Regions from separate parts of the Homo sapiens genome. Here region 1 is linked to region 2. A link is an interaction called in ENCODE POLR2A ChIA-PET data of the cell type or tissue named here. Cell type or tissue: IMR-90. All regions are shown on one strand. Each heading gives the region's core, and the rest is flanking DNA. Links, peaks and the distances in the headings are about the cores only.

Region 1 (5,398 bases), core at 71-5,070, 1.2 Mb after region 2:
GTCTTTCCATTTGTAAATTCAAGTTGTAAATTATCCTCCTTTTCCTCCTTCTCCTCTTTTTTCTTCTTTTAGTCTGTAAAAACCATTTTTAGTTCATGAGATATACAAATATAGGCCATAGGTTACTTTTGGCTTGGGGTTTTACTTTGCCAATCGGAAGGATATCCTGGAAGAGCTTTGAGTAGAGGAGAGAAAGGATATAAATTCTATAATACTTTTATAAAATCTAATACTTTTATATAATAACCAACCATGCTTTAAATATGAAATTCTTAATAAAATATGTCTATGCCAATTACACATTTTTGAGACCAGTTGCTTTTAATTTCCAAACCTGTTTAGTTAGATTTATTTTTCCATATTTTTGGGTTTGACGCATAGCGACTAATTTTCTGGATCCATGTAATAAGAATTGAGATCTTGTCCACCTCCAGGCTCTGTTCTCATCTGAGGAGGTGGAGTGAGAGTTGAAGCAATAAATAGAAAAGACAGGAGCTCTAATGTCATGGACTCCACATGCTAGAGCCACTTTGTTCAGTAGCTACTTGTGGATATTTATATTTAAGTCAGCAACCCAAAAATGCCAATAGGCACAAACAGAAACTGGGAGGAAGGAGGGAGATATGAGACAGCATGATTACCTCCCCACTGCCAGGTCTGAAGGTCTCTACCCAGCCTTTCTTATTCTCTTTAACTTTCACAGTTTTCTGAGGCTCATTTTAGTTTTAAGTTTGCCCAGTAATTTATATAGAAATTCATTGTGTGATGACGGAGAAGTAAATGATCCTCTGAAATGCATATTCTTTTTTATTTTTAATTATATTTACTTTATTTCTTTAAAATATTATTAATATATAGATTCAGACTAATATATAGATTCAGGGTACATGTGCAGGGTTGTTATACGGATATATCGCATAATGGTGAGGTTTGGGTTCTGTTGTACCCATCATCTGAATAGTGAATATTTTTCCCAATAGGTAAATTTTCAACCCTCATTACCTTCATCTGTATGTCCATTTGTACCTATTGTTTAACTACCACTTATAGGTGAGAACATGCGGTATTTGATTTTCTGTTTCTGAGTTAATTCACTTAGAATATTGGCCTTCAGCTCCATCCAGGTTGCAGCAAAGGACATGATATCCTTCTTTTGTGTGGCTGCGGAGTATTCCATGATGTATATATTTCACATTTGATTTATCCAGTTATCCATTGATGGACATGAATCCATGACTTCACTATTGTGAATAGTGCCACTACAAGCATATGAGTATAGGTCATATGTGTCTTTATTATATAATGATTTATTTTCCTGTGAGTAGATATTCAGAAGTGGGATTGCTGGGTCAAATTATCTATCAATTTTTTAAAATTAATATCATCTTAAAGACATTGTCATTATGAAATTCTATATTAAATATGAGATATATCTAAGAATAATAAGATACAACTGAAATTAATTGAGTAATCTATTTTACTATGATTTTGTTTTATTTTAGGTGCTGCATGTTAGACAACTTTTTTGATAGTATAGTTCACAAAAATTTTATAGGAAGTAAAGCATAGTTTTCCTTCCATACTTTACTTCCTATAAAATATATTTATTCCTCGTATATACCATACAAGGAATATACCTCGTATATTCCATGCATGGAATATTCCTCGTATATTCCATGCATGGAATATTCCTCGTATATTCCATGCAAGGAATATTCCTCGTATATTCCATGCAAGGAATATTCCTCGTATATTCCATGCAAGGAATATTCCTCGTATATTCCATGCAAGGAATATTCCTCGTATATTCCATGCATGGAATATTCCTCGTATATTCCATGCAAGGAATATTCCTTGTATATACAATAACTTCTTATTCTTAAAATGATATCTTTAAAAAGTACCTTGATATTCTGATCTATGTAAACTGTATATTTTTCTCATGGTTAAACTTCAATCATACTACCTGCAACCTTGAAAATTGACCTAAATGTATTTTGTAGCAAATACACTCAATAAATTTTTACTAAATGAATACGTGTTGTTTTATTTAATTGATTTTTCCAATTAGTAAGGCAAAGGTAAGTGCACCAACATTTACCTTTACTGAGCCCACTACCCGTAAGCTTATATAAGTTGTCTCACTTTAACAGTTTTTGTAACTGAATTTCATCATGGAGATGAAGTATGAGGTCTTGCAGACAAGTTGCTATGAAATCTACATCAGTATGGCACATCAGTCGATTTCATATATCCTTACAAATGACTTCTGATCCCCTTCTTTGTGTCTGTTTTTATCTGTTCCTTATAAGTATCGCTTGAAACAATTAGTCGTCTGATGTCCTTAGGTTTCCAAACATTCACATTAAGCTCTTGTAAACCTTTACAGAGTACAAAATCAATGTTGAGACTTTTTCGGGATTATTTTGTCTGCTTCTTTTAAGTGTGCTGTTGAATGTGCCTCAAATAATTTCAGTGCATGTGTGACGAGAACAGGCTAAATCACAGACTGAGTCTAGAGAGCTGATTATTAGTAAACCCTAAACAGGAAGCTGGGATAAAAGGCTAAGTAATTAGAAAATCAGACAAGTATGAAGATCTAAGACAAACATTCTGAGAATGTAAACAACTTGATCAGGAAAAGAAAAAGAAAAGAAAGAAAAGGCATATGCAAAAAAAAAAAAAAAAAAAAAAAAATTAAAAGCCCAGAAGTGTAGACAGATTAATTGGCTTCACAAAGAAAAAGAAATCACACAGCTGTCATATTCACTCAAGACATAAAAAATGATGTGTGGATCTATGATAGAAAAAAAAGCATAAAAGCAATGGAAAGTGTCTATGTGTCCGTACCATTCTTTCAAATTGCATGGCTTAGACATAATCATACCAATTTAAAACAAGTGCCAGTTACAGCTCTGGAAAGTGACTATTTGGAGATCTCCATCACCCTTAGGTGACATATTCACAGCTTCTAGATAGGACATTATGTTGAGGGACTTATCATAAATAAGAACAGCACTCTAACATGAGTCAAATAATTCAATAGTATATGCCTACACATAAGGGAGAAATCTTTCCTATTCAAGCAAGTATACCAAGTAATGAAGGCAAAGAGAATGAAAGTTACAGAGCAGTCATCTTATGAAAGTGAAAATGCAAAGTGAAGCATGCTGCAACTTGTAAAAAACAATGAAATCACAGGAGCAAATCAGATTAGCGGCACCAAAAAATGGTTTAACCTGCTGAATCAAGTGCTTTTTAAGCTGGAACACAAGCTTGAATAAGACAACCCCGGAACTACAAAATAACTTCTCTCTTTTCCTAATGCTAGCCTTGCTCTATCTTCAGCATATCAAGTTCCTTTTATCTTTTTTTTCCCTGAGCCCTTAAATCTTATTAATTACTTTGTGATATTGGTAATGCTTTTTACATTTTGAGAAATATTGTGAAACATTTAATTCAATGGAGTGTAGAAAGTTATCTAGCTCCACCCACATAGTCTATCCAGGTTTCTTCTACCCATGTGATTCTGAATTTCTGTTCGCCAACCCCCAAATCATTTTCTCCTCTTCCCATGCAAACCCTTATTCCACAAATTATGAAAAACTACCGTGATGGTTAAAAATCTATTTATACCCCTTCATCACTTGAAAATAGTACTTTCACTGTAGTCTCTGTAATCAAGAGTTGCTCATCAGGTATTTATGTGCTGGTCAGAATACTGACCTCTCCAAAGTGTCACATCTTAATAGTCAGAACTTGTGAGGACATCACAGTACCTGGGGAAAAGAGGGACTTTGCATTTAGATTTAATGTTAGGGGCCTTAAAATAGAGATTACCTTACATTATCTCAGTGGGCCCAATCTAACCACATGAGCTCTTAAAAGCAAACAAAACAAAACAAAACCGTTTTTCCAGCTGGAGTTAGAGAGATACAGTAGAAAGGGAAGAAACCAAGAGGTTTGAAGCATGAATTTTATGTCACCTACTGTTTCTAGAGGGAGCCACATGGAAAGCATAAGAAGAAATGTGGGCAGTTTCGAGGAGCAAAGGCTGATCCCCTGACAACCAGCATAAAAGTGGAGACCTCAGGTCTATGAGGACCTCAGTTCTACAACCACAGAGACACAAATTTGGTCAGCATCCTGAATCAGCATCGTTTCATGTTCATCCCCAAAGCCTCCAGCAGCACAGCCCTGGCAAAACCTTGGTTTCAGGAATGTGAGAATCACCACAGACGACCCTGTTGTTCTACGCTGTACCCAGAATTCTGAGTCAGAAAACTTTGACTCAGAATAATAAACGTTTGAGATTTTCAAACTCCATGTTGGTGGTAATTTGTTATGGAAGAAATGGAAACTGAATGTACCCTGTTTACCTATGAATCTAGAATGGGAGTGGATATGCTCATACTATACTGATTTTTGTTTGTTTTGTTTTGTTTCTGTTGTTTTGTTTTGTTTTGTTTGAGACGGAGTCTCGCTCTGTCGCCCAGGCTGGAGTGCAGTGGCGCGATCTCGGCTCGCTGCAAGCTCCGCCTCCCGGGTTCACGCCATTCTCCTGCCTCAGCCTCCCGAGTAGCTGGGACTACAGGCGCCCGCCACCACGCCCGGCTCATTTTTTGTATTTTTAGTAGAGATGGGGTTTCACCGCGTTAGCCAGGATGGTCTCGATCTCCTAACCTCATGATCCACCCGCTTCGACCTCCCAAAGTGCCTGGATTACAGGCGTGAGCCACCGCGCCTCTCCCTATATTGATGTTTTAAGATCATTCCAGGAAGATCCAGGAATGCCAAACTTACTTTTTGTCTTGCTGTCATTTTCTCACTTCTCTACAATTACTCTTTGTTAGGTATGAGAAGTCTCCACACTGTTAATATGTATACTCTTTTTAATTACATTTTTAAAAGTGAGTTTTATCTTAAAGATATTTCTATCATGAAATTCTTTATTAAACATGAGACACATCTAAGAATAACAAGATACAACTGAAACAAATTGAGTAATCCGTTTCACTATTATTTTGGTATCCATTCCCCCTCTACACTATCATTCTGCCCATAGCATAAAACCTCTCAAAGGCCACGTGCATGACATATATAATATACTGGCCTTTCAAGTTATTTTTCTCCTTATATCCAGCTACTATCACATCAACTGCACTTTAGCCACTCACTGCATTGCCGTGCCTTGTATTCAGCTTTACAGAAAACTGCTTTACTTTTGAATTACAAAATATAACAATCCCCTCTCTAGCCATATTTTCATATATTTCTCTTAGGAAAACAGTTCTTCATGGGTCTCTCATGTTTCTGCCTATGTTGTGACAATTTATATTCCATATTATCTTTTCAAGCATGTTTGTGTAACAACCTTGAGGAATAGAGATATTGTCTC
Region 2 (5,398 bases), core at 70-5,069:
AGCTTTAAGAAATTGTGTTGTTGCCCTCTTGCTAATTAAATAATGTAGCTACTGCTCCTTCCATTACTTGAGATTATTCATTAAAATATTTTATTTTATTATTATTTTTCTGATACAGTCTCGCTTTATCACCCAGACTGGTGTGGAGTGGTACAATCACGGCTCACTGCAGCCTTGAACTCCTGGGCATAAGCAATTCTCTCTCATCGGCCTCTATAGTAACTAGGACTACAGGTGCATGCTGCCACACCTGGCTAATTAATTTTTTTTTTTTTTTTTTGTAAAGCCTATACATGAGCAATTGCTTTTCCTGAGATACCTCAAACAGAAATTCTTCCAGCTGTGAGCCATGGTGGAAAACATTTTGAGACAGATGCAGCATGGTTTCATTCTTATATTTCACTTACAGATAGTTAAATTCGCACAGGTTACTTAATCGTCATGAATTTTGGTTTCTTTATTGGTATGTAAGTTAGTAATACTTATTTTATAACATATTTAAAAGTCTTGAATGATATAAAGCAAGTGGTTGAAACCCAGGACAACAGTGGTAGTGATAGTGATAGTGGTGAGTGGCTGGAAGGACAAGGGGATTATTTGAAGAATGTCTCTGAAACTTTTAGATTAGACAACTGAGTGAGCTGGATAGTTGAATTACTTCTTAATTCATTGAACAAGTTTTCTAAAAAATTGCAATTTTTCACTCATTATAATAAATAAAACAAAATTCATTCACTCTAGAAGTTGTCTGGAGACACAAATGTGAACAATCTCTGTTGTATGTTATAAATATACAACATAGAGCATCCTTGGATGAATATAAATATACAACATACATTTATATTCATATAGTCATATATACATACATTTGTCATATGCCATATATATTTCATATATATGACATATGTCATGTATACATACATTTTAATATGTCATATGTACAACATATATTTATATTCATATATTTATATTCAAATATACAACACACATTTATATTCATCCCTGGATGGGATGAACATGTATATACATTTATATTAATATGTATACATACATTTATATTAATATATGTCATATATACAACATACATTTATATTCATATATTTATATTCAATTATACAACATACATTTATATTCATCCCTGGATGATTTTTGTGTCTATGTTCATAAGTGTCATTGGCCTGTAATTTTCTATTTTTGTCGTGTCTTTTCCAGATTTTGGTATCAGGATGATGCTAGCTTTGTAGAATGAGTTAGGGAGCAGTCCCTCCTCAATTTTTTGGAATAGTTTCAGGAGAGTTGGTACCAGCTCTTTTTTGTACATCTGCTAGAATTTGGCTGTGAATCCATCTGGTCTGGGGCATTTTTTGGTTTATGGGTTTTTTTATTACTAATTTAATTTTAGAACTTGATATTGATCTGTTAAGGGTTTCTACTGCTTCCTTGATCAATCTTAGAAGGTTGTGTGTTTCTGGTAATTTATCCATTTCCTCTAGATTTTTCATTTGTGTGCATAGAGGTATGTATTAAAATCCCTAAGAGTCTTTTGTATTTGTGTGGGATCAGTTGTAATGTCACCTTTGTCATTTCTGTTTTTGCTAATTTGGATCTTCTCTCTTTTTTTTCTAGATAGCAGTCTATTCATCTTGTTTACCCTTTCAAAAAAACATTTGGTTTTCTTGATTCTTTGTATGAATTTTTAGGTCTCAATTTCATTCAGTTCTGCTCTGATTTCAGTTATTGCTTGCCTTCTGCTGGTTTGAGGCTTAGCTTGTTCTTGTTTTTCTAGTTCTGCAAGGTATGTTAGATTGTTAATTTCAGATCTTTCTAACTTTTTGACTTTTAACACTACTTTTGCTGCGTTCCAGAGATTTTGGTATGCTGTGCCTCTGTTTTCATTTATTTCCAATAACCCAAAATGGGTTATGAGAAAATACAGAAGAATTTCCTTTGAAAGTAATGCTATATGATTATGGCTCTATAATGAGGAAAAACACACACTAATAGTTACAACAAAATTATAAATGATGGTTTAATTGAGCCCAAATATCTTGCTAACATACCACCATGCAATGTCTAGTGAATGCGTCTCTGCTTTATTTTTAAGACATTCACACCATTTTATTATTTATAGGATTTCTACTGCATGTTAATTGTCAAATAATTTTGAACTTTGGGGAAGCAATTAGTGAATTTTTTTAAAAAGGCTCATCACCCAGATTGCAAAATATTAATAACTGCTAACAAGACATTCATGATATTTAGGTTTACTAAGATGAACTTGGAAACAATTTATTCTGATTTAGAGGTCTTATTTCTGGCCTAGTGGTCAAATTCTGGAGTTAAATATTTATAAAACACTGGCAGTTTGCTAGCACAGCACATAAACAGGGCAAGTTCAAGAATGCTGATTTGAATGACTTAGCAAGAATATTTTCTGCTACAATTATCTTTTGTAATGAAAGATTCTTTTGAGTGACTGTACACACATTTTAAACACTAATTTGTGTAAACCCCATCATTATATATTAACTCCATAAGAGAAGGTAACACATTAAGCTAACAAAATGAACATAAAGTTGTGGGCCAATGATAGTCCACTTCTTGTTTATACATTTAGCTCTGTCAATAAACCACATATAACAAACAACAAGAGATTTATGCAGCAGTAGTATTTCTTTATAAACATGTGGTTGTCTCAGCAGTTTCAAATACTCATGAAATTCAGTTTTTAGAAAACAACAGCTTAAAAATCCATGGCTACCATTGGAAGAGACCTTGAATTAATAGAGACCTGGAGTTTATAGCTATCTCCCCATTTCTTCAGAATGTTTTTTAAAAGCCAACAATATCTCCCTGAAATAAGCTTCAGAGAGGCTAATGTTAAATTGATTTCAGAAATAAATTATATATATTTTAAAATTTAAATGGTATGTAAATAATTGCAACAAAGAAACTATATTTCCATAACAAATGAAGATATATAGATACTTCTCTAATTTTAATTTGATTAGATCTAATTATGTTCAAAATATTCCACTGAAATTTACTTGTACAATAAGATCATATCCTATTTCTTATAGATAGCACTGTTCTGTAAAGGAAATAAAATGTACTCTTTATTGTGAGTTTGTATGGATACTTTTACCCAATTTAAGTAAAGCTTTTGCAAAACTAACAATAGGGATAATAAAGAATAATATCTTACTAATAAGGGCTTTACTTAGAAATTTCAGTATGATTCATTGGTAAATGAGTATTATAGGCATATAAATGGTACTTAAATTATTCCAATACATTATGGTATAGGTTGTAATCGTACTAATTCAATAATCATTTTCAAGGAACTAGAGAAATGAGAATGTAATGAAAAAACAGAACAGACTACACTAAACCATTGTAAATGAGATCTGATCCCAAATCATTGAAGCAATCAGAGCTAGGAAGATTTATTTGACAAGCCTTTGCAATCAAAATCATGTTTCCAAAATCAACATCAATTTTGCTTGCATGGATTTGAGGCTATAATTTTAAAGATCTAGAACATATGCACCTCTACTAAAATCATAAATGAAAATAGATATCCCCAAATGACAGCTTTAAAATTAGAATATCTAGTAGCTAAATATTAAATATCATACATTTGTAAACCTATGTCTTCACTGATATGTATTTTCACATAACTTCTTTGGGAAAATATGAAAAGCTCATCAATATTCTTGCAATTTTATTTACATGGGGATTCTAGAACACTAATATCTGTGTATAGATGGGGGATAGGGAAGTGAGTGTACAGCAAACTGAAGCAAGAGTAGCGAAAGCACCTGCACAAGCACCTCCATTCTTGAGTAGTTGGGAGTCTCTGAGTGGAAATCATGGCTGCTAGAAGCCACCCACCATGGGAAGACCTGATGAGGCACAGCGGGAGGTTCCATTGCTGGTCCCGAAGAGGAGCAGCAGAGACAGTTTCAGCTGGAGACTGGAGTGGAGTAGGGGAGGTCAACTCTATAAAGCAGAAATTAAGGCAGAATACATTAACATTAGAGAGGAGAGTAGATAAGTGTTCATCCTTCAGTATGTTCCTCTTGAACAGGTAAAAATACATCCTGCCAGGAAACACGGTGGGAACAGAAGCTTTTAAATGCTTTGTGTGAGCTGGAGGCAGCTACAGAAGCTAACGTTGAGTTGAAGCCCAGTTCTTTGAGTTCTAAGGAAAGATGTGGCTCAAAGAACATTAGAAAAATCTCACCATTCTTGATTTTGTTCTTTTATTACTTTCTCCTTTTTACAAAGTGCATGCTTTTGCTGTTTCAAAAGTAGATACTTAATGCAGTAAGGGAAGAGGAAATGAGGCTTGATAGGGAGCACTGCTGATTTTCCGAGGAGAATTCTGAAGAGAAGGCAAGACAGGCAAACAAGAAGGGAAGAGGCACTGCCTCAGACTCTGACACCACTCTGTGTTCCATCCAATTCCAGATGGGAATGGGAATGCTCATATCAGTGCCTTTGAAAGAAGACATTTCTGTTCATCTTGAGTAAAGTGGAAAAAATGGTTCTTTTTTATGTATATTAATTTTGTTTGTGGAATCACGTGGCTGTATTCTTTTGTCAAGAAGGAAATAATCCTCAGTCATATTGAATTGTGTTAGACTTCATGCAGCTCATGGTGAGGAGAGGCCGCCTGGTGCATCTGCAAGAACAGGACTCTGGGAATCGCAAACGTGGGATTCGCACGTTCCCAGGGTTCTTGGCTCTGCCATTGCTGAATGGCTGTGTGACTTTATTTATAGCACTGAACCTCCCTGTCTCTCACAGTTTCCCACTGCAGCATTAGGGTTTGGGGACAGGTAATTTCTACAGGTTTTCCATCTGAAATCATATGACTGAATTCTTCCTCTTTTACTTACTGAGCTATTTCTTCTATGGTGTCTGCCATCACCAAAATAGAGTGTTTCATTAGGGCATAGTCCTGAGAGGATTAGAACAACTTCAGGGCTTTTCTGCTGTCAGCAGCCTTGTCAACAACCAACTGAGACGTTAGTTTAGCATTGATTGAAGACGCAAAATCTCCTCCAGCATCGATGACTAAAATAAGAAAGTCCCACACTCATCGTGGCTGGTTTTTCTTTCTTTTTTCTTTTCTTTTTTTGTTAACCCAAGTAAATTACTTAATGCACAAAGTATCTTTACAAACCTTGCATTTTCTAAGCAATATTTATAATAAATGATAGAATGCTGTTCTAAAATGAAAATAATTGCTAGTATTTATTGATCATGTGGTGTGCTAGGTAGAGATGTTGTTACGTGAGTTCCACATATTAGCCCACTTATTTCCTACAGTCACCCTCTAAGTTAAGGACTTTTTACTCATTTTATAATGGTTAAATGTTAATGTGGAAGA

The links. ChIA-PET counts read pairs that join two places held together with the same protein. Peaks named below come from ENCODE experiments on the same cell type or tissue, not always from the same donor. Only the 100,000 strongest peaks of a DNase experiment are listed, where the experiment ranks them.
Region 1: POLR2A ChIA-PET joins it to region 2 with 8 read pairs; 2 of 35 experiments call an interaction of 5 or more read pairs at or near these places.

Annotation. Positions count from the first base shown.
Region 1 is chr18:67,259,854-67,265,251 of GRCh38, reverse strand. No RefSeq gene overlaps it. Among named protein-coding and RNA genes, the nearest start is that of MIR5011, 180 kb to the right of the region's middle. In IMR-90, for the core only: no CTCF peak of the experiment used is centred there; no DNase peak of the experiment used is centred there.
Region 2 is chr18:68,470,157-68,475,554 of GRCh38, reverse strand. No RefSeq gene overlaps it. Among named protein-coding and RNA genes, the nearest start is that of LINC01912, 210 kb to the right of the region's middle. In IMR-90, for the core only: no CTCF peak of the experiment used is centred there; no DNase peak of the experiment used is centred there; H3K27ac peaks cover 934 bases.